Regions from separate parts of the Homo sapiens genome. Here all the other regions are linked to region 3. A link is a loop called in an ENCODE intact Hi-C map of the cell type or tissue named here. Cell type or tissue: endothelial cell of umbilical vein. All regions are shown on one strand. Each heading gives the region's core, and the rest is flanking DNA. Links, peaks and the distances in the headings are about the cores only.

Evidence for each region. Hi-C counts contacts between places; a loop is a spot of excess contacts. Peaks named below come from ENCODE experiments on the same cell type or tissue, not always from the same donor. Only the 100,000 strongest peaks of a DNase experiment are listed, where the experiment ranks them.
Region 1: it touches region 3 in a loop (5-fold over the local background); 4 of 110 quality-filtered maps call a loop at or near these places.
Region 2: a loop joins it to region 3, with 3 times the contacts of the local background. A loop is called at or near these places in 3 of 110 quality-filtered maps.
Region 4: a loop joins it to region 3, with 21 times the contacts of the local background. A loop is called at or near these places in 3 of 110 quality-filtered maps.

Annotation. Positions count from the first base shown.
Region 1 is chr2:128,733,385-128,739,345 of GRCh38, forward strand. No RefSeq gene overlaps it. Among named protein-coding and RNA genes, the nearest start is that of HS6ST1, 420 kb to the left of the region's middle. RefSeq lists enhancers at 16-125, 1,085-1,144. In endothelial cell of umbilical vein, for the core only: a CTCF peak has its summit at 3,399 (motif pointing right); a DNase peak (open chromatin) is centred at 3,407; H3K4me3 peaks cover 218 bases.
Region 2 is chr2:128,532,110-128,538,070 of GRCh38, forward strand. The region is part of intron 1 of LOC105373611 (a long non-coding RNA gene); the gene reads left to right. Among named protein-coding and RNA genes, the nearest start is that of HS6ST1, 220 kb to the left of the region's middle. RefSeq lists enhancers at 4,395-5,191, 5,192-5,961. In endothelial cell of umbilical vein, for the core only: no CTCF peak of the experiment used is centred there; no DNase peak of the experiment used is centred there.
Region 3 is chr2:128,176,204-128,182,164 of GRCh38, forward strand. UGGT1 (UDP-glucose glycoprotein glucosyltransferase 1) reads left to right here. Exons shown (of 41, transcript NM_020120.4): 32 at 611-695; 33 at 1,629-1,717; 34 at 2,265-2,366; 35 at 3,583-3,667; 36 at 4,687-4,869; 37 at 5,927-5,961. Among named protein-coding and RNA genes, the nearest start is that of UGGT1, 88 kb to the left of the region's middle. RefSeq lists an enhancer at 3,032-3,326. In endothelial cell of umbilical vein, for the core only: a CTCF peak has its summit at 3,154 (motif pointing right); DNase peaks (open chromatin) are centred at 3,248 and 4,078; H3K27ac peaks cover 2,104 bases.
Region 4 is chr2:128,752,020-128,757,980 of GRCh38, forward strand. No RefSeq gene overlaps it. Among named protein-coding and RNA genes, the nearest start is that of HS6ST1, 440 kb to the left of the region's middle. RefSeq lists an enhancer at 2,571-2,770. In endothelial cell of umbilical vein, for the core only: a CTCF peak has its summit at 3,564 (motif pointing left); no DNase peak of the experiment used is centred there.

The DNA.
Region 1 (5,961 bases), core at 440-5,439, 560 kb after region 3:
TAAAGAACACGGCTGTTACTGACAGATGGACTTGGGTCAGAATCCCGATTTCACCCTTCCTTTGCTGTATTACCTTGCTTGACAGGAGGGCTGCTGGTCACATACAGTGAGATACATTTGCCCCTACCTCCCAGAGTTCTTGTGAGAATTAAAATGATGAACAAACGAATGCAAAGACAGAGCCAGCAGGGGAGTGTCTCCCAAAGGGGTGCTTTGCTAAGGATTTTAGAGAACCTGGTGTGCTGCCTTGATGCTGGTGCCCAGGGGCTCGCTGCCCACTGCAGTGGTGTGGTTCCTGTACCGGATCTGCCCTGATGGTAGAACCTGGCCCTGCCATCCTCAGTGGATGTCTGTTGCAGATGCCACAGACCCAGAAGCATGCCTGGATGATACGGTGGGCTGGTGTGTGACAAAAAGCATTTGCTAGGCACAATTAAGCCGGCTGAAAACTGCAGAAGGGGCAACTAACCTAATTAACAAAGCAGCATTAGTCTGAGGGCTTTACAGAAATTAATTGTTGTTATACAAATGCTGAGCTAATTGAGAATAGGTCTGATTAATTTATCAGAGCAGGTCCTCGTGGATCCGCCTTAGAAACACTATCTTGCAGGCGGCTCCAGCCACAGGGATCTTTACATCACCAGCACTGGTCTCCCCTTCCATAGCTTAACATAGTAGCTGCCTTTCCGGGCTTGCTTTATTTCCACCTTGCCTGTTAGTCTGATGCAGGACTCTTGGGCTCTTGGCTGTGATGGGAAGAAGGTTCTGGAAGCAGCACTGCAACTCTGAGCTGGCTAGATCTCAGAGTCAAAACCAGACGACACTGCCGGTGTCTTTTTCACTTCGCTGCAGTGGTCTTAGATTTAAAAGCCACACACATCAGAACTAGTTTCTGATGGAATCAACTCATTGAGTTGGAAAAATTATAATTTAACATTACATGGAATTTAAAGTCTCTATTACACATAGCGGATGCACAATCAAACACGGTTCATTCTTGCCTCCCCCTCTCCCCTGCCAACTCCCCCTCCTAAGTGATGGGGCAGACAGCACAAAGGGTTCTTGAGTTTTGAATGTTGGGAGTGTGTCTGGAAGCCTTGTTTTGTTTGCAGCAGTCGTGGCCGCACCTGCGGGCCCACACCTTGTGGGCAGTTTCTTGGTGCGCGAAAGGCGTAGTGCACCCAGGTGCAGGGCTCTGCCCTGGCGCCCTCCTGTGACAGTGCCGGGAGCGGCGGGGTGCGGGGCACCGCCAGCTGTGGTCTGTCCCGGTGACTGGTTTCTTCTGAGTGTCTCAGTTCTGCAAGCCATCGTAGCAATGGGTCCTGACCGTGTCTCTGAACTGTCTGGCAGGCGGGCAGTGTGTCACCCGCTTCCCTGGTGGTAAGTGCGGCCAGGAGGATGCGGCCTGTGGATCCTCCCCGGACCTGTGAGCAGCAAGCCTGGGACTGAATCTGTCTGCATCGTTAATCACCGATTTGCTATCTCTTCCTCCACAGCATATCACTCCCTTTCCTCTGGAGGAAAAATGCCTCATGATCTAAAGCTGAAGGCATCTTTCATAATGAAGTGCTTCCTGTGCTGATTCATGCGTCCCCTTTGCCCTCGCGAGTCCCCTTTGACATCCTCCACACACAGAGCGCGACAGGAAACGCGTGTCCTCTGGTTAAGCCACGCTGACTTCCCTGAGGGTTTGGTACCACAGTTAGCACTTTTTGGATGAGGAAGATGAGGCTGAGAAGGGCGCCCAAACCGACCTCCCGGCTGCAGGAGTGTGCGGCCTGAAGGGAACCCCGGGGAACTGCGCAGGCTTTGGGAACCACGCAGGCCGGGTGCAGACGCAGCTGCCCTGCCAAGTAGCACGTGCTCCTGGGAGAAAGATTGCCCTGGGGGAGACACTCAGCCCAGCCCTCAGGTGAACGGACCAGGCCACCAGGCCAGTGGGGCTGAGGGCGGGGAGCCCTGAAGAGGAGAAACCCCGGGATCAGATCTGCATTTTGGGACTTCATGGCAGGGAGGGGCACGGGTAAAGACCCACACGGTGAGGTGGCTGCTGAATTATGGTCCTGAAGGTTGACACAGAGAAGCCAGGATGGGAACAGGGGCTGGAACTGACAGACTGGGATTGCGCAAGGAGAGTGAGGATGAGGGTGACGCACTCGAGGGTGTCCTCGGACCCCAGAACATGATATCCAAGCGCGGGGCTTCCACAGACAGCATGAGTGGGTTCTGTGCAGTGAGACTTTCAGGTCGGAGCCTAGGTGTGGGCGCGGAGGGGCAGCAAGGCCCTGGGGACCCGGCCCTCCCTATCCTCACACACCGTGGTCCCCAGAAGCCTTTTGCTTCACGCCAGCTGCCCCAGGGTGCAGGATGGCCCCCGCCTTCCGAGGTCTTAGGTTTAGGAGGACACAGAACGGAAGGAGAAGGAGGGGCTCCTTCTGGGGGGACTCTTCCTTTTATTCTAGAAGCAGCGCCCTCCTCAGGGGCATTGGCGTAAAAATCATTGGCTAGGCTATTTCACGGCCACCTCACTCCGCCAAGCCCTAGGCAAACGGGAATCTTTACCCGGCCATATTGTGATTCCGAAGCAGCTTGGAATTCTGTCATTAAAGAGACACAAGAAGGAATTCTGTATAACTGGCCGTGTCGGCTCCTGGGGAGGCCACGTTGGCTCGGGCTAAGTGTTCAAGATGGTGTGGTGCAGTGAGTCAGGGGCCCTGACCGGGACCACCCGTAAGTTAAGTGGGGCGTGTGGTCTTCAGGGCGCACAGGTGGAGATGCCACTACATGGTCGCATGTGGGTGTCCACAGTGCAAGAGAGGCCCTGGGCCAGAAACCCAGCCCTAGGCTGTGCCTGTCCCCTGGCCATCTCTGGCTCGCCCTCCCTCCTGCCTTTTCTCTGTCCCTGGGGATGGTTTGCAGGCTCAGACCGCATGTCTGGATTGGCAGTCTCATTCTGCAGGCTCTGCAGACCTAGAAGAACAAAATGCTACCAAAGGAAGGATGCAATTTATCCATACAGAGGCTAGTTTGGACATATGGGAGGAAGTCTGTAAGGGTAGTTGCTTGTCTCTTTTGGATTTCAAGGGCGAATGGAGCCCGGATGCTGGCAGCCCCTCCTGCCCAGCGCCTTGGTTCCCGGGGAATTGAGCCTTGGCTGCTGGCTCAGCCTCCTCTGAAACCAGCAGCCCAGGGTTGCCTTAGAAACATGGCCTGGTGTGGCAAAGCCTATCCCGGGGTCTTTCGTGTTTGTGTCCTTTGAAGCCTAATTTAATCGGTTCCAAATTCTAGAACAAGAGTTCTCTCAGGGTAGCTGCAGACGTGCTCCACCCTCATCCTCCCACCCAGGAGAACCAGCGAGCTCTGGAGAGCCGCCTGCAGTTCTCCCTGGAGCCACAAGATGGCGCCAGGCCGACCGTCAAGGCCGTGGAGCCGGGGAAGAGGGGAAACGCGGGATTCTGGAGTCCCCAGCCCCTGGCCGAATCGGCTTCTGGTGCGGCCGCGTTTGGGGCCGCGGCTCCACCCCCTCTGGCTGGCCAGTAGCCTTCATCATGGGGGACGTGAGCAGACCGAGTGAGAGCTGCCATTTTTCTGGGTGTGGGCGGACAGTTGTGCAGGCCCATGTTATAGACAGAGAGACTGAGGGCGAGAGGCGCCGCCCGCCCGGGGAGCCGACTGCGAAGTGCAGAGCCGTGGTCCCCCGAGGTGTCCGCGCGGCCGCCTCCGGGCGGGGGTCCCCGGGCGCCTTCAGGCCGGGTCTGCTGCGATGCGGCGCCATCCGCGTCCGGCTCCTGGGGCCTGCAGACCTTCCGGGCCACTCCTGGAACCGCGCCGAGACCCAGGCCAGGGTGCTGAGAGCCGCATGTCGCGGCCACCAGGGGTGTTCCTGAGGACTCCACCGGGCTCAGACGAGGCGTCAGGCGGGGACGGTGCGGATGAGCGCCTGTTGAGGCCGGGGCTGGCCAGGCAGGGACAGGGAGCACAGGGAGGACACACAAAGCCGACAGCGTCAGGACGGATCTGGGGAGCAACGTTGCTGTCGCCGTGTGGACAGGACACCGACATTAGCGTGGCATTGCTGGGATGCGGTGTCTCCTGGTGAAGGGAGGAGAGTCCGCGGTGGACAGAGCACCCAGCCCAGGAGAGCCTTGGACACCGCTGGGAGGCTCAGCCTGAGGGTAGCGTGGAGTGGCCAGAGGGTTTCCGCCGGGAGCAGGGGATACCTGGGCTTCTATTTCAATACTGTGCTAACCTGAAGCCCTGAATCCTCCCGGGCCGTCCCTGGAAACCCCGGTCCATGCCCACACCTCCCTTTCTGACTCCTCATTTGTCTGTGCCAGGCACGCAGGACCCTAGTCACAGTTGTATTTGTCCCTGCACTTTCTCTGCAGAAATAAGGTAGGCTCCTGGAAGTAGGGAGTCAAATGTGTCCTGTGCCTCTCTTAGGCTTCTGGGAACCCAGGCTTCCACATACAGTAGGCCTTTAGTTGTTGACCGAAACAGATGCTAGATGCTGTTTGAATCTGCCATGATGGCGCACAGTTTTCCAAAACTCGTCCCTTAGGGCTGCAAAGCCCTGAAATGCAGCAGAGGAGAATCAGAGAGCTTAACTGGCGCAGCTCCCATCTTGAGCACTGCCTTTGTAATTAAATGTCAATTATGATTCATTCAGAGGAAAATCAATTGTGCTACTTTCATAAACTTTTATTTGGTTATTGAAAGGCAAGATTTCTCTAATCAGTTTTTCATTAAGTCAGAGCTTGATTTGCAACTGGAAGCTTCCAAAGCCCTCCCGTCCCACTGCTGTCCCTCTTTGGCCTGAAGAATGTGACCGTTTGGGGTGTGACCCTAGGTTCATATTGCATCCGTGGGTTCCCACACAACCCTGTAGAGCATCCAGACCCACTGCTGCCTCTTTCAGAGCCAGTGTAGACAAGGTCATCTTCAGAGCACTGAGCCTCAGTTTCCTCATCTGCTAAATGAAGGAAGTCTTTAAATGAGGTAGTGGATATGAAGATAAAAATGCCTGGCTCTGGGCCTCACAAATAGATGCTCAACAGATACTAGTTCCTTAGTAGATTTTAGTTTCCTTCCTGCATCCTTGATTTCTGCCTGGACTCTTCTACTTTAAGTGGGGCATTGTGCAGTTTATGGCCAAGAGCCCAGAATGTAGAACTTAGCACCTAGAACTTTGGTGCAGCAAGGCTGGGAGTCACACACCACCTCCCCAGCCCCAGCTTGTCCCCCACAGAGCAGGCCTGCATCTCTCCACCGACCTCGGAGCATTTCCTGGAATCTGCTCCCCAGCTTATTGTGATTTCTAAACATTTACTTTAATGCTTGGATTAATTTTTCTGGTATGTGTGTGTGCACAGGCCTGCAAGTATGTATGTGTACATGCAGGCATGTCTACTGCATGTTGATGCCCTGCCTCTGGAAAAAGTCTGGGGCACACACCATTGCACGTCAGGTAGGGGAGAATTGCCTGAAGGAGAGACGACCATTGCACCAGTGCAGGAGGACTTGGTGGCAGCCCTATTCCCTCTACTTGCTCCTGCTACGTATGAGTTCCCAGTACGTTTTAGCCAGCAGCCTGCTTTGCCGCCATCACTTGCTCCCTGTAGCCTGGGAAATGTTTGTGGCTAATTTTCAGCTGACCGGCAGACTCTGAAGAGGGTGGCCATGCTACTCAGTAGGAATACAGTCTCAAAAAGAGGGGGAGCAGGGCTGCCAGAGTGGGGTGAGGTCTTGCCAGACAAAGGAAAGAAAAGTGCACAGGAAGGAATCTGTGCAGCAGCTTTTCTTCAGGTAAGCCAGACTAATCCCTGAGATCTCAGGCTGAGGGACCAGCACTTTAGAAAACAAACTTGCAAGAGCTTAGTGATGGTTAATGTTGGCTTGTCCCACATTAGCTTGCTGAAGATGGGCATGTATATACCTCCTCTCATTGCCCACCCAGGACAC
Region 2 (5,961 bases), core at 510-5,509, 360 kb after region 3:
TATTGGTGAGGATGTGGAGAAAAGGGAACCCTTGTTCACTGTTGATGGGAATGTAAATTGGCACAGCCACTAAGAGATATAATATGGAGGTACCTCAAAAAATTAAAAATGAAACTAATATATGATCTAGCAATTCTACTTCTGGGTATATAGCCAAATAAAATAAAGTTAGTTTCTCAAAGAGATATCTTCAGTCCTGTGTTCACTGCGGTATTTTCACAATAGCCAAGATATGAAATCAGCCTAAGCACATGTTACATATATAAGAGATATATATATATTTTTTTATTTATTTATGTACCTACACACCCCCCCATACACACACACACACACACACACACACACAGAATGGAATAATATTTATCCTTAGAAAGAAGAAATTCTGTCATTTGCAATAACATGGATGAACCAGGAGGACATTAAGTGAAATAAGTCAGGCACAGAAAGACAAACACTGCATGATTCGCTTAAATGCGGAATCTAAGAAAGTCAAACTCATAGAGGCAGAGAGGAGAATGGTTGTTTTCAGGGACTGGGGGATGGAGGGAACCAGAAGATGCTAGTCAAAGAGTATAAAGTTTCAGATATTCAGGATGTATAAGTTCTGGATGTCTCATGTATAGCATGGTAACTAAAGTTGATAATGCTGCATTTCATACTTGAAATTTGCTATGAGAGTAGATGTTAAATGTTTTCACTACAAAAAAAAGATAACTAAAAAAATTTTGCTGTGCCACAGAAACCAGAATAAAAAGAATAATTGCTGTATGTTTTAATTTATATACAGTTGTAGAAAACGCAAAGGAATTTATAGTGATAGAAATCTCAGTGGTTGCCTTGGGACTGGGAGGGGGTGAGAGCCAGGGGCATGTGGAAGATTTTGGGGACAATGGATGTGTTCATCATCTTGATTGTGATGGTGGTGTTTCACAGGGGTATAGTGAAGGATACCAAGATATTTCACCCCAAGATACATTTCTTTGGTGTATTTTGAGATGGCCATTCAGAGGGCCTGCAGACAGAAGTAGCCCTGCAAAGCTGTCTTTTGGGGGGAGATTTGCATCTGTGCAGAAAACCTGCACTGATGCAGCCGACTTTATTTGAGGTCTTCCTTTGTCCTGTCTAGGAATGGTTAACCAGGAGTCTGACACCCTTAAAGGCCACCCCTTAGAGGTGTTAAATAAACATTTAGCATCTGTTCTATCTGAGGGCTGCAGCCTGTGAGTTCTCATCTACACAACAAGACCACCTCTGGTAGCCAGGCCTCCTCTTCTCCCCCTTCCATTACCTGTTCTTGGCCATGGTTGGAGCCCCCATTCTTTCTGTAACCTCAAGATGGTATAAAAGCATCAGCATCAACCATGTGGCTGTTTCTTTGAGTTCTTGTATTTTGTGTGACTCCCATGCATGTTAATATATTTGTATGCCTTTTCTCCTATTAATATGCCATTTGTCAGTGGCTTTTCAGTGAACCTTCAGAGAGTGAAGAGGCAGTTTCTACTTGGCTTCTACAAAGGATATGTTAAACTTGTCACCAGACTTCCTAAATCCAGAGGCAATTACGTTTATAACCTTTCAGCTTCTTTTATTTTGCTAATATTTACACATCTCTCTCTTCCTCAATAATGTTCTTATACTGTTATACACACACATATTTGATCAGTTTAGGCTTTATCTGTAGACTTACTCTGGTGGACGTTGAGGATTTGATCTCTCTTACACCTGCACTCTTTTTCATCCACACCCTCCCTGTTTCCCTAGCATAGGAGTCCTTCCCTTATCAATGGCTTTGTGTCTGAGGTTTCATTTACTAGTGGTCAACCGTGGTCTGAACATATTCTGCTGCTACTCTGGTGCTTTAGGTTATTATTAAGTAAAATAAGGATTACTTGAAGGCAAGCACTGAAATACCACAACAGCCCATCTGATAAGCAAGATGGCTACTAAGTGACTTAATGGGTGGGCAGTGTCTGCAGCATGGACGTGCTGGGCATAGGGAGGATTCACATCCTGGGCGCTACTCAGAATGCTGTGCAACTTAAAACTCACACATTGTTTACCTCTGGGATTTTCCATTTATGTGACAATGCCTATGTCATTCACCTCACTTCATCTCATCATGTAGGCGTTTTATCATCTCACATGATCACAAGAAGGGTTAGCATACTGCAGGAAGCTATTTGGAGGGAGAGAGAAGGAGAGCACATTCACATAACTTTCATCACAGTCGATTGTTATGACTTTTCTATTTTATCACCAGTTATTGTTGTTGATGAAGAAAAGTGACTCAGAGCAGTCTAAAGAATGTAAGGTCTGCCGGGCGCGGTGGCTCACGCCTGTAATCCCAGCACTTAGGGAGGCTGAGGTGGGTGGATCACCTGAGGTCAGGAGTTCAAGACCAGCCTGGCCAACATGGTGAAACCCCATCTCTACTAAAAATACAAAAATTAGCTGGGTGCAATAGCACACGCCTGTAATCCCAGCTACTCAGGAGGCTGAGGAAGGAGAATCGCTTGAACCCGGGAGGCGGAGGTTGCAGTGAGCCGAGATCACGCCACTACACTCCAGCCTGGGTGACACAGCAAGACTCAGTCTCAAAAAGAAAAAAAAAAAAAGAATGTAAGGTCTGCAAAACTGATCAGGCCCAAGGAGGCATGAGCATGAGATTTCAGTCACAACCCCTGCACCCAAGCCCAAGGTTAATTGTTTAAAGTCATTACAGTTTCTTTGTTTTCTTCCCTGCAGTTTCCAGACTGGCTGGTAAATTACCGAAAATGTTACCAGTTGCACAATGTAGCCCTCGCCCATTATCTTCATGTTCCTGGAATTTGTGATACAAAAAGTAGCACATAGCCAATCAATAGGTTAGGTCAACTAAAGAACTGCCTGCCCCGTCTTTTTTCCTTTAAAACCCCACTTGTAACTGCTGCTCTCAGAGCATATATTCAGGGAAACTTGAGTCTATGTCCCCTGGGTTGCAGTCCTCAAACTTGTCCCAAATGAACCCTCTACCCATATTAATTTTGTCTCAGTTTCTTCCTTTGGGTTGACATTTCAGAGTGATGCTCCCTTGCCACTGGGCTCTCTTGGATGTGGCACTCAGTGCCAGGATGAACCTATTGAGTTCCTTCGACTCCAGAGGTTTCCCTGGGTACAAAGAGTGAGTCCTCTTGAATTCAGACCTCACTTCCTTTAAGTTGAGGTCTAGATTTTGTTTTCAAATCCTCTCTTTCTTTTAAAAGTGAGGGCTTTCATCTCTGTCTCTGGACAGGAGATTTGGTTAAAGAGCTCTACAGAGAACTTCTGGCTTTTCTGCCTCTACTTCATGGCAAAATATTTGGGTTACAGCATTGGTAGTCTAGTGTAAGTTGTTTCATTTTATTTTTTGGCCTAAAATTACATAGCACCCTTTAAAAATTGCAGCTGCTTCCTATTATTTGTAATTTGGACTTGTATTTCAATTTAATCCATTCCTGCTGGTTTTAAACTGAAAAGAACATGTAAGTGAGTTCTCCCACCCAAAAGTTAAGAGACACTCCCTCCCTCCATACCGACTGGGGACTCTAGGTGACTAGAGACTTTATGGAGGTGTTGAAATGTTCGTCCATGATACGTAGCAGCCTTATAGGACCTCCCTTCAAGAAAAATATCTGCAGGGATTTTTGGCTTAGCCAGAAGGTGCACATAAGGGCTGGTCACCTGGCACCTTGAGTGCTCTGCTGCCGAAAAGTGATGAGAGATTCCGAGACATGTAAAAGAGTGAATCCATCCTGGCTAACACGGTGAGACCCCATCTCTACTAAAAATACAAAAAAATTAGTTGGGCATGGTAGCATGTGCCTATAGTCCTAGCTGCTCAGGAGGCTGAGGCAGGAGAATTGCTTGAACGCGGGAGGCAGAAGTTGCAGTGAGCTGAGATCGCACCACTGCACTCCAGCCTGGAGAGAGAGCAAGACTCTGTCTCAAAAACAAAAAACAAAAGAATGAGTCATGACTCACTGATGACTCTTTGAGGAATGGCACTCACAGAGCAGCACACTTCAGCCTACTACATCGTTCCAGCCTTGGTCACTTTTGAAAGGGAATTTCTAAAATGGTGGGAAACTGATTGTCAAAGCTGAGCTTTCCCTTAAGGATCATCCCCCGGCCCTCGGAAATACCCGCTGTATTTGTGTATAACACCCGTGGAGCTCCACCTTGGACTTACACAACTCAAGATCATCCCAAGTAGCAATGGCCAAATTGGGGGTCTTTTGAAATTTCTAAATTAATATATTTGCACACACAATGGGAAAATGCAGGTTTTAGAACCAGACAAATGAATAGAAAGCCTACTTTCTGATTGCCCTGAGTGAAATCTGGTAATAAGAGATTTGAAAGGATTTTTTAATGAGCTGTATGGTCAGAGTAGGCTTAATTAAAAGCTGATTTTCAAACTATAATTTTTTCCTGTCTTCCTTTTCTCTTTTGGATACTGTTTCTGGGAATTGTTTTTTAGTTGACAGAATCCGCTTTTCAAATATGTCTGGTCCCTCTGTTTGCTTCCTTTCTTGTTGGCATGATTTTTGCTGACGAAAATGTAAAACTTCATTGGCTTTTTATTTTATTTATTTATTTTGAGACAGAGTCTCGCCCTTGTCGCCCAGGCTGGAGGGCAGTGGCACGATCTTGGCTCACTGCAACCTCCACCTCCCGGGTTCCAGCGATTCTCCTGCCTCAGCCTCCCAAGTAGCTGGGATTACAGGTGCCCACCACCATGCCCAGTTAATTTTTGTATTTTTAGTAGAGACAGGGTTTCACCATGTTGGCCAGGCTGGTCTTGAACCCCTGACCTTAGGTGATTTGCCCGTCTTCGCCTCCCAACATTGGTCTTTTAGAAACCTTAAAATCTCCCCAAATTGGCTCCGCTCCTCTAGGACTTGTTTTTCCTTCCATTTCTGCTCCTCCTTCCTTTTGCCATGTTAGATACCACGTGAAGAAATCTAGAGGAGACTTCCAACAGCCCTGGGCCCTCTTGAGGAACACAGGAAAAGGCACCACAGCCCCTTTGTGAGGCCTTTTACTTTCCTTGTGGAGTCCCAAGAGTAGCGGGTATGCCCCTCTCAGGGCTGAAACTCTGCTCTCTTTTGCATTGAGTTACCCGATCTCTTTGGCTTTGTAGGCACCAGGGGTTCCATTGTACTGTGAGAGGGAAGGTGACCTTTGTGTGTGTGACGGCTGGTGAGTCAGATGTGAGAGCTGCAGCTTTGGAGGTGGCCGCAGCAGTTGCAATGAGTGTATTTATTTCAGGGATGACTCGTTTCTTTGTGTGTTTAGATAAGAAAAGTGTGGTTTGGATACTTGCACGTGGTGGGAACACCCACCACCGAGGGATAGGATTCCCATGGGGGCTGGGCTGATGGCAGAGGGGGCTGGTTGCTGTTGGATTGCCCAGCAGTCTCTGGCGAATGTCTTGTAGTGAGGCGCTCTAAGAAAGTGTTGCAGGGCCTGGTCCCATCACGTTTTCCTCATTTGCGGAAAATGGGATTCAATGTAAAAGTGGGATCCTTGATTTCTGAAGATCTAGATGCTCTGCCTTTCAGCTGGGCCTGCTTTTCACATCTGTAAGTATTAGGCCCTGGAAGCTACAAATGCTTTGTGGGCTCTGTTCATTAATGAGCTCTGCCCTGAGCTCAGTGGCCCAGTTGGAAAACAAAGACCAAATTAGAAGCTACCTATCTAAATAAAATTGGGCTCCTTGTCAATCCTGTGGTGAATTCCTATGGTTTTGTGTTACTGTGGGATTTCTTCTTAATCTTTCTCTGACAAAACCAAAACCCTTCTTGAAAATGTAAATTCTTTCTCTGTGTTTCAAGATGTTAATTTGCTACCCTGTTTTCTCCAAAACCAGTAAGGGCTTCAGCCATGTGGGACAGATAAACTTTAATTTGTTCCATTTACAGAGGCACAGTTTAATCCAAG
Region 3 (5,961 bases), core at 598-5,597:
AGGAGTTTGAGACCAGCCTAGCCACTATGGTGAAACCCTGTCTCTACTAAAATACAAAAATTAGCCAGGCGTGGTGGTGGGTGCCTGTAAACTCAGCTACCTGAAGGCTGAAGCAGGAGAATCACTTGAACCCCGGAGGTGGAGGTTGCATTGAGCCGAGATTGCTCTACTGCACTCCAGGGCAACAGAGCAAAACTCTGTCTCAAAAAAAAAAAAAAAAAAAAAAAAGAGCGGAGGCAGTGTGGTTCCAATAATGGTTCAGGGGGCCTGTTCCCTGCATTCCTTTATCGAAGGCTCTGTGCTTGGCTCAGAGCTTGTGAACACAGGCGGTTGTTTAGTACTCACCATGTGGTTACCACACATGGGTGCCTCTCACTACGTGATGGGTAATTTGCAAGAGGACTCACAAAGGAGGTTTGGGCATGCACCTTATATAAAGAGAGGTTTCAACACGTGCTTCTGTGCAGCTCGAAGGAGCTTAAGGAGCAAGAAGATAGCTGGATCTGGAAAACTCCTTTATGAGAAGGATGATGGACTCAGATGCTCTGAGAGCATTTGCTGCCTTTTGAGAATTGTGCCTTGTAATATTGATCTTTCTTTTCTCGCAAAGCCACGATGGCACTGATTCTCCCCCTGATGCTGATGAGGTGGTTATCGTCCTCAACAACTTCAAAAGCAAAATTATTAAAGTGAAGGTGAGTTTGGTAAAAGTAGTGGCATTCTGTTATTGGACAGCTGTCATTTAAAAATATGTATCTTGGAACCAGCCCAAGAGTCTCTTTGGAATTTGCTATGGCAATTATAGGGATACTGCTTTAAGGCAAAATGTCTTTGTAACTGTGAGTTTGTGGCTTCCCTCAACTGAAAGATTGTACCTTTTGGGTAATCTCGGTGTGCAGAACATGTCCCATCTTATATAAAATATTCTCATAGATGCTATGTTGTTTATATAGCCACAATTCATAGTGTTGTTGATGATTCTTTTCTCAATATTGGGGGAACTGGCAATGGAAATTTTCAACAATAATAAAATGATAGTCCTATTTAATTTCTTTTGACTTGTACTTTCCGTTCTCTGAATGTTGAAGCTCTTAGTGCCTTAAATTCAAGTACAGTATATTCTTGAAGAAAGAATCATTACACACAGTGAAACCTAAAATAGGCCATCCATTGTTGAGAAGAAAAATGGTCACTGTACTGCCAAGAAGAAACCCCTGTTTGTGCTAGTGAATCCTGAAAACTGGTCATAACATGAAATACCTCCCTCCCAACAGCTAGAGCCCCCAGCAGCCACACTCTTCCCTGGAACTAGCTGTTGACTCATTGAATCGTGCTTCTGGTTTCACTGCACAGTTGAGTTTGCGGCTCTTTGCCTATGTTGCAAGCTGAAAATGGGGTTCATCTAATTAAAAGAGGTTGCTGTCTCCTCACATAAGGTTATGATGTGAATGTCCTGGCGAAGATACTTCTATTGAATCCTTCTAGACTCTGGGTGGGGTTGTGCCTGTTTGTGAGAGAATTGATTGATAATTCCCTATTGATGACAGGCTCACAGTGTATATCCAGTGAGAGGCAGTTTTATGCCTGTGAGACATACTGGGAGTAAGGTTTATCACATTTGATTGCAGGTTCAGAAGAAGGCAGATATGGTGAACGAAGACTTGCTGAGTGATGGAACGAGTGAGAATGAATCTGGATTTTGGGATTCCTTCAAATGGTAAGTTGACATTGTAAGAGTTATGTTTTTAAGGAAAAACTGAGATATAAGCACCATCCATCCCTCCTTTTTGCATCTTGTGATTCTGTCTGGGCCTTTCACATTCTACTTTGTGCAGCTACATCTCACACTTATATTTGGCATAGATGAGTATTTTCCACTCGATTGATCCAAAAGAGGTTCATGTCTCCTAGTGGGGAAGTTACTTCTGCTCCATACTTTGTGACTCTCATTGCCTGTACCTGCTCTTTGGAAATTTGACTGCTCCCTGCTCAGTTTACTTCCCGTTGTGTAAGTTGCATTCTGGTGCAGCCTGTGTTCAGTCTCTTCCTAAAACAACACTGTCGGAGAGTGAACATTCTTTTTGTAGGTTGGTTTTGTCAGTCTTGTGGTCTCTCCAGGGTGTGAGGGAAGCTTCATAACCACTCCTGCTGCAGCTCACCCGCTAGGGAAGGATGGGAAGCGCAGTCTCTTTCCTCTTACTTTCAAAGGCCGTGTGTCTGTATGAGTGTTTCAAGTGGTCTTTTTTTTACCCTTATTGTTATAGGGGCTTTACAGGACAGAAGACTGAGGAAGTGAAGCAAGATAAAGATGACATAATTAATATTTTCTCCGTTGCATCTGGTCATCTCTACGAAAGATTTCTTCGGTCAGTCTTGTTGATTATTTCATTATATATGATGAATGAATTGGTCAGTGTTCTTATTTAGAGAGGAAAGGTTTTGTGGGATTCTGCTCATTATACTCCTGTGTCTTTGAAGCACTCTGAGCATTGTGACTGGCTTGCCATTTATCATTGGATTTGTTTTGATCCCGCCGTCTCTGTGAAGTTGAACTATGTAGTGAGTGCTTCTGGATATTACAAGGCTGCAGCCCTTTAACGTCACTGTACACATTCATAGACTGTACTGTTTACTGCCTGCCAAACATTGCTTAACCCAGAGATTAGGAGGTTGACATAGAGAATAGAATCAGAACAGAACCATGGAATACTTCACTGCCTTGTAAAGATTCACAGGATTTTAGAGCCAGGAGAGAGCTTAGTTCTTACATGTGAACACTTCTGTTTTATAAACAGGCTGAGGCCCCGAGTGTGAAGGGACTTGTCTAAGGTCACACAGCTACAGCCAGAAGAGGCCACGGGCTAGGGCTGCCTGATGTAGTGGTCACCAGAGGCACTGTCAGGAAGGCCTGAGAGTCACTTTTCTCATTGCCAGGGCTCTGTTCACTCTTAATTTTTCACTACAGATCTAGTATAGAAAATCAAAATGTCATTTGTCTCATTTTTAGCCCTCTTATTTCCAAGAAATAATATCCTACCTAAAATAGTGACAATAATAACAACCGAATTTGGTTAAATTCCTCCATTCAAAAATGTGGTTTTGTTTTCTGAGTAAGGAGGCCGGAGCTGGTAGCCTTCCTCTCTAAAGCAGGGCCTCTGTGTAGGCTGCAGGAGGCGCTGTGGTTACACATTCTTCCCTTAGCACCAGATGCTGATGTCATGTGACAGGAGTTTTGGGGAGTGATGTCAGTTACCCCGATTTCCAGGGTTCATCTGGACCATAACTAATATATCAGTTCATGAAGCAGTTTATTTAGAGGTGTAACAGAATTAAAACATTTGCCTCTGTCAGTTAAGTGTAGTTTTATAGGTGAGGAATGCCCCTTCTCTTTAGTGATAACTTCATAAGTTGGAGTAAGTACAATTTTTCATTTTCCATCACTGAGCGTCTCCCTCGGCCTAATTGAGCCATTAGTTAGCTCTGCCGTAAAGAGCATTTAGGTGTCTCGTGATTGACTCTACATAATGTTGAGGTTAAATAACATTGGAAAGCTGTTATTAATTACCTGCTTTTGTTTGGCAGCATAATGATGCTATCCGTGCTGAAGAATACCAAGACTCCTGTGAAATTCTGGTTCTTGAAGAATTACTTGTCCCCCACATTTAAGGTTTGTTTCACAGAGAAAGGGAAAACATTCTTATTAAGGAGATATTTACTGTATATTTTTCATGACTTTTGTTTTATCTGTATACTTTAGCAAATTTTCCATTTACTAAGATACCCTAATTTGGTTGCATATTTTTATTTTGATTATTCTTCCAGATTGGTCTATTTGAAGGAAACAGTTAAATTGTGTTTAAAAACTTGGATGATATGGTAGGAGAGTCTTTTGTTGTTGTTATTATTAGCAGTGTCTTACTGAGATAACGTTTCCTTCCTCTGAAGCCTGCATGCTTGCTTTAATTTAGAAAGCACAGCGATGGTTTACATTGAAGAGAATGATTGGTGTTAGCATGAACCACTCCTAGATGATGTATGGAAGTAGTGCTTCCTCTGTGCAAAACAAAACACGTACTTGGAATGTTTTCTGCATTACTTATATCAGTCAGTATTTGTCATCTAAGTTGATTTATTTGCATCCTTTTTTTTTCTTGTAGAATTTACTAAGTGACTTTTAATATATTCAATAACCATTCTCCTTGATAAGCACTTTACTGCTGGCGCCTAAAGGTGCTTATACTTAGAATCTGAAAGACTTATTCAAAAAGGACAACACATTTGTCCAGAGTTCTGGCTTTGCAGTGTTATTCCCTGGGTTAGATCTGGCCTCGAGGAAGGCTTGTCATCAAGCTCAGTAAATGCCTTACTGAAATCAAGTTTAGACAAATGGACTTAAAGTTCATGTGCTGTAAAAACACACACAGAGGGATATACATCTAAAATCCTTCTCTTGAACATTCTGTCATTTCATGTGGTGACCAGAAGTCATAAAGAAATGGGGATTTGACAAAGGTTTATATCTGTTCTTCTATGTAGTCATGAGTGGGTCACGGCCGGTCTTTGTAAGACCACTGTTTTGGTAAATGTGTTTTATTTGTCCCGTATCATGGTGGTTGGCTTACATTATGAAAGCAGTTTTCTTAATCAGAAGAAATGATTATTTGTTGTTCCCATGTCTAAAAATAGGAGTTTATACCTTACATGGCAAATGAATACAATTTCCAGTATGAGCTTGTTCAGTACAAATGGCCCCGGTGGCTTCATCAACAAACTGAAAAACAGCGTATCATCTGGGGTTACAAGATCCTCTTCCTGGATGTACTTTTCCCACTAGTTGTTGACAAGTTCCTGTTTGTGGATGCTGATCAGGTAGGCCCTTAAAGGCCAAGTTTTGACAGTTTGTATTAAAAGCAACAAATTGCTTCTTTTTAAATGCTATTTTTTCCACTTATGGAAAAGGACATGCTTATTTTACATTTAGAAAATATGAAAATATGTATCACATAGATGTCATCACTTTTTAAATTTGCATTTAGCTTATCTCCTTTACATCTTTTTCTCTGTCTTTTTAACATCATTGTGATGACATAATGTGTGCAGTTTTGTATCTGACTTAATTCATTTAACATGAAAACTAAAAATTAGAAAATTAACATTTAGCAGTGCTTGCCATCATCTCTAATTATCTGCCCAAAAGATAGGAGTTATTGTCATGGGTAATAGACGAAGCTTAAGTGGATACATGGCTTTGGCAGTAGGGAACCTCCGGATATTCTTCCGGCCGTCAGGGTTTGACTTAGTGAAAGGGAACATGTGATTTTAGAGCATACAAACTCAAACAGCATAAGTGTACGTCTGCCCACAGCCTTCCACTTCAGCCCGAGCGGGCGGAAACCCAAGTCAGCCACCTGAGTGGAAGGATGTAATGTGTGTGAAAGTCACTGGGACAGAGACTTCACTCACCTCTTTGGAATTCTCTTCCACTGGCTTAGCCTGAAGTGTGCCTTCCTGATTGTAACATAGCCACATTTAATCCTTGTTGAGTACTTACGATGGGCAAGGCATTATTCTACATCTGTCCATCCATATGTTAACTTACATAATCCTCCCAGCAACCCTGTGAGATAGGTACTGTCATTATCATTATCTCCATTTTACAGATGAAGAAACTGAGGCACAGAAAGGCTAAGCAGTTGAAATTTGTTTTATTCCTACTCCCACACACCTTGCTAAGAAGTGTCTTACATGTTAGTGAGTCAACCAGGTAATAAGTGGAGCAATCAAAGTGCATCTGCCCCTAGTGCCTGTGCCACTAACCACGGAGCAGCCTTCCATGCTGCCTTAAGCGAGCCACTCTGTATCTGAAGGAAACCGCATTAGAGCTGTCTGCATGGTTGCTTAACAAATGACTTTTTATATTCTCCAGATTGTACGAACAGATCTGAAAGAGTTAAGAGATTT
Region 4 (5,961 bases), core at 460-5,459, 580 kb after region 3:
TTTTTTTCTTTTTCTTAGAACTTTTAAATCCACACTCCACTGTCCTTTTTTTTTCCTGCATTTTAAAAATGTTTTTCTTTATTGTGGTGAGACATGCATAACATAAAATGTAGGGTTTTAACCATTTGTCCCCTAGTTTAAATGTTGCCCCGGGCCTACCCTTTCCCTGTTCATATTAGTGGGTTGGCATTTTTTTTTTCTAAATGTCTCATGGTTGCAGCCTACTTTTTGGTATGTTTATCTGGGTATTTTTTTTTTTTTTTTTTTTTTTTTTGGGATGGAGTCTCAATCTGTCACCCAGGCTGGAGTGCAATGGCATGATCTCGGCTCACTGCAACCTCTGCCTCCCGGGTTCAAGCGATTCTTTTGCCTCAGCCTCCCGGGTAGCTGGGACTACAGGCGTGCGGTGCCACGCCTGGCTAATTTTTGTATTTTTAATAAAGACGGGGTTTCACCATGTTGGCCAGGCTGGTCTCAAACTCCTGACCTCGTGATCCATCCACCTCGGCCTCCCAAAGTGCTGGGATTACAGGGTGAGCCACCGCACCTGGCCTTATGTGTGACTGTTATTTCTGAACCCAGCTGGCTGGGTTCTTGAGTAAGACTTTCTGGCCCTCTGAATTTTCCCTCAATGTCATTGCTATTGCCCTCCGTCACTGCTCCAGAGCGGTGGGAGACGAAAGCACTGAGCCCAGGTGATCCACCCCTGCCCAGTCATTTCTTGGCCTGGCTTGACTAGCTGAATGCTTGAAGCACTCTTTGCTTATCCTTCCTGTTCATTACGTTAACCAGGAAACTTCCCATGGCCGTGGTTCTGTATTAACATTTTCTGAACAGCGTGCTCCTTTTGGATTGCTTTCAGTTCCTGTGTCTTTGTTAATGAAAATAATCGTGTATTTGCAAAGACATCCTGTCGCCTTCTGTGGGGTTTCCATGTTAGGGACATGTGTGTGTCAGGTCACGGCTCCCCGGGTCTGTTCTGCATTTCTGTTGTCCTTTCTCTGACTGCTGTCCTCTCTGGGTCCTTTCTCAGGCATTCACCGCCGCCATCTCCATCTCAAGCCTGTCTGCCTCTGTGTCAGGAACTCACTGGACATTTTGTCCCCTGTTGTTTTTGTTAATCTACTAGTTCTGTTAGGAATGTTGCTTTAGCACTCGATGTTTCTAAAGGTTCTCTTTTAAAGCTGTTCTCTCAATTTTAGTCTCATTCACGTTTCTATCCAGCCTTCCTCTGGAGTGAGGGACTCACAGAGTCACACTCTTCTCCAGGCCTTTGTGTGCCATGCGCCCCCCTCCTTTGCGTATTTTCCCTGGAATATGCGTGTCTCATCCCTGCGCAGTTGCTGTATCTCTCTCTCACCCTTAACTTCCCTTGCTCAAATATCATTGGGTGAATTTTCCTTGACAGCCTCCCTGCCCCGTTTGACATGATTGCCTTCCTCCGGGGCTCAGTTCCAGGCCTGCCTATTGTGTTTTATGCATCGGTGTTCTCCTTCCGTCTTGGAAGGAGTGGGAAGGAGAACATCCTCGGGATATCCAGTGGGAGGCCCTCAACCTGCTGGAGCCCAGATTTCTTCCTGTCTCTCCCAGAGCCAGAGGAAGCCAGCTGGGCTTCCTTCCTGTCTCTCAGGTTGATCTTTCTATTTTCCAGGGTGGCCCATTTACCTTGTAGTCACCACATTTGGGGGCATTGAGAGAATGCTTAGAACTTTTTTTTTTTTAACCTCCTTTGCCAGCTTGACCTCTGGTTGGTGGAGAAGAGTAAGCGCCATGCTGAGCTAGAATACTCTGATTTTTTTAACTTGGCCTCCTTGTCTGCAGCTCTAGGATGCAGTCCCTTTTCCCTTGCTTGGAGGCAGTTGGGAAGGTTTTTGCTGACTTTTGTCCTCATCTGTTGGAGAGAAGATTTGTGATCCAGCGTCACTCTCCTCGTATCATTATCCCATTTCATTTAACATCAAAGCCCTCACTAGTCAGAACTGGGCCGCACGCGTGTATATTTAGAAGTGCCTGACATCCTTCCAGGGCTGCATTCTCCTGCATTATCATATCAATTGGAGCCCTGCTCCTGTGCAGGTGAGGTGGGGCTGGGGGTTATCTTGCAAGATCAGAGACATAAGAACTTTATTTTGTGCTATATATAAAATCTCAGTTAGGAAATTAAATTCTGCACGGGGGAAAGATGTCAAGGTTGCTTTGATCACATGGAAAAGCAGCAGAGGCGCAGCAAGAGAGAGATAACCAAAGGAGGAAGCTTGCAGGCGCCTCCTCCCAGGCCAGCTGCAGGATGTGGGCAGGAGAGTCTGGGCTCTCAGTCCCGGTGGAGACAGGCCCTGTGTGCAGTGAGTGCTGCAGGAGATGGTCTGCTTACAAGCATGTGCTTCCTGTCATCAGTGCAAGCTGTTAAGTGTGAGAAAAAATGACCGGCAGTGAAGCAGAAACTCACTAAAAGTATTAATAGCCGGTGGCTGTCACCACTTGCTTGCTGTCCTTTACACCAACACTCCCCTAGCCCTCTCCCAAATGCCCAGGCTCATTTACTCCACTATGCAGGACCCCACAGGATGCTGCGGTGTGTTCCGCTTCTCCTCTGGTCTGAACTGTACCTGCACACAGGGCAAGTCCCAAGGGAACCAGAAGCCACCTGGAACAGGAAGCAAATAATAGCACCATCACCACCACCAGGATAGCTGACATCAATTACTGATTGTCTACTAGGAGTCAAGAACTGTGTTATTGTTTTACAGACATTATTTCCTATAAGTTGATCTCATAGTACAGATACAGAAATGGAAGAAAAAAAGATGTTAGGCTATGTATACACATCATATGGCTAGAAAATGCCAGAGAACTTTTTCCTAAGTTTGTTTCTGAAATGCAACATATATTAACTTTTTCCATCTCTTCACCTGACCCCCAAAGATAAAAAGACCTAGAAATCAATCCCACAGTCAGTCTGGGTGGAGTCCGTTTCCCTGTGACGGGAAAGCATATTAACGGGAAAGCATATTAAAGCTGAGGTCCTGCAATTCAACCCACATCCCTGACCCTCGGCCCTGGAGACTCTGGGGGGCAGTGAGCTGTGCACCCCAAAGAGACAGAGCTCCGGAGGCCGAGGCGGGCGGATCACGAGGTCAAGAGATCGAGACCATCCTGGCTAACACGGTGAAACCCCGTGTCTACTAAAAAATACAAAAAAAATTAGCCGGGCGTGGTGGCGGGCGCCTGTAATCCCAGCTACTGAGGAGGCTGAGGCAGGAGAATGGCGGGAACCCGGGAGGCGGAGCTTGCAGTGAGCCGAGATTGCTCCACTGCACTCCAGCCTGGGCGACAGAGAGAGACTCCGTCTCAAAAAAAAAAAAAAAAAGGAGACAGAGCTCCTCTGCTTCCAGCAAACCTCCCTTTTTCTCTCCAAAAATACACATGCATGCCTTTTTTCCTGCTTCCACTGCTGACTTAGTCATTTATTCATTCGGTCAATATTAACCGAGAGTCAAAAAGTCCCAGCCGCGCTCAGGATGCAGCAGAGAGAAAAGCGAAGACCCCTGCCCTCATGGAGCACGCCCTCTAGTGGGGAGAGACGGAAAACAACAAAGATAAATAAGGAGTATTCCAGGATTTATCATGGTTAAGTCTCAAGCAGAAAAATCAAGCAGGAAAATGGAAAAAGAGACTTCACATTGGCCTCTTGTCTGTCCTCACCCGGCAGCTTTCCCAGTGTCGAGGACCCCTCTGAAAACTTTTTTTCGGAACTGGCTGTTTAGGTTTCATATATACCCTGCTAGTGCCAGAAGATTTTAACCATCTCCGGGGCTGTGCCTTGTGTCGATTATGCATGACCATGGATAATCCAACAGCTCTGTGCCCCGGTAGGAGCTCCCTGGAAGAGTGTTGGCTGATGGTGTGACAGCAACTGTAACTCTGCATAAAAGTTGCAGGGGCTCCTTGCCTACGGAGGACGCATGGATGCCCCATCCTGTGGGCTGTGGGGAGAGAAGAGCAGGGACAGGAGAACTAGCATGTCCCACGGGACCACCTGCCAGGCAGTGGCGGTGGACGTGTTTTCTGAGACAAGCCTCACTCCCGTGGTTAAATAGGGGCTATCTACATTTTCAGAAACTCATAGACGTGAGGAGGTGCACCTGCCCGAGGTTCTAAAACTATGGAGCTGAAGACCTGAGATCCAAAGTCCAGCCTGCCTGATGTCATTCTTTGAGGCTCGAAAACAAAGTGAGTCATCTCTGAAATCAAATTACTTGAATTTGAGCAAATCTTATATATTAAAACTTGTGGCAATCACTGCATGATTTATTATAGGACTAGTAAATGAACCACAGCAACACCAAAAATAGAGATGAAAAAAGGGGCAAAAGAGTCATGCAGAAGATGGTTGGATACATTGAGATCTGGCATTGAGCTCCAATTATGCTGAACTGACAGCTGGGAGGTGTCCAGGCTGTCAGATGTGTTCTCTCCCACTCTCTAGTGTACAGCTGGGGCCCATGTGTGACACTTAGCAGGAGGCCCTTTTTCCAGTCCCTTCACAGAGATGGAATGACGCTGTCAGGAGGGCTGGGCAGCTGCTAGCACTGGATGGAGAGAGAAACGAGGAGAAACTTCCAGTTTATGGTGTGTGGGTGTGGTGTGGATGGGGCAGGTGCAGACCAATCTTTCTGAAAAACACTTGGTGATACATACGAAGAGCTTTAAAAAACTATCTTTTGGCCAGGTGCGGTGGCTCATGCTTATAGTCCCAGCACTTGGAAGGCTGAGGCTAGCAGATCACCTGAGGACAGGAGTTCAAGACCACCCTGGCCAACATCATGAAACCCCGTCCCTACTAAAAAAATACAAAAATTAGCCGGGCATGGTGGCACGCGCCTGTAATCCCAGCTACTCAGGAGGCTGAGGCAGGGAGAATTGCTCCAACCTGGGAGACAGAAGTTGCAGCGAGCCGAGATCGCGCCACTGCACTCCAGCCTGGGCAACAGAGTGAGACTCCATCTTAAAACAAAAACAAAAACAAAAAACAGCTGCCTTTTGATTGAGTAATTACTTTGGTAGGAATTTATCCTTAAGCTGTAATGAGGAATATGGATATTACATAAAGGAGTTTCTTGAAGCAGTATGAAGAATAGAAAAAGAATGGAAACAAACAGCCTGCCCATTGTTCAGGGATGGCGAGACACAACCACAAGTAGTGGATGATGCAGACATAAAAATGATGTGCATAAGGAATTTTTAATTTTGGGAAAATGCTTATAATATGCTGTGAAGTGAAAAAAAGAGGAGGACATGCAATTGAGTCACCTTCTCAGCAAAGCTTTCCCCCACCTCCCAGGCAAAGACATAGTCCCTTGCTCTTCTCTGTTAGTGCATATCACAATTGCAATTAATTCTACTGAATTAATTATGTGCACAAGCATCCATCTCAAATCTGTCTTGCATTAGAACGAACGCCTCAGGAGGATAGCCATCAAGTCTACTGTGTTCAGCGATTAATCCCCAGGACCAAGAACAGCACCTGGCACACGGAAGTCACTCAATAAACATATGAGGCAATAACATGGACCCAGGCAATATGCGGCTCTTTGTGCCTGGCTTCTTGCATTTAGCATAGTGCTTTCATGGTTCACCCATGTCATGTATCGGTACCTCCCTTCTCATTGCTAGATAATATTCCATTGCATGGAGATACCACATTTTGTAAAATCCATTCACTTGTTGATGGGCATTTGGGTTGCTTCCACTTTTTGGCTAGGATGAATAACGCTGCTATGAATATTTGTGTGTAAGTTTTTTGTGTGGACGTATGTTTTCATTTCTCTTGGACATATACCTAGGAGTAGAATTGCTGGGTCATATCACAACTCTCTGTTTAACTGAAGAATTGACAAACTGTTTTTAAAAGTGGTGTCACCATGTTGCATTTTCACCAGCAGTGAATGAGGGTTCAGATTT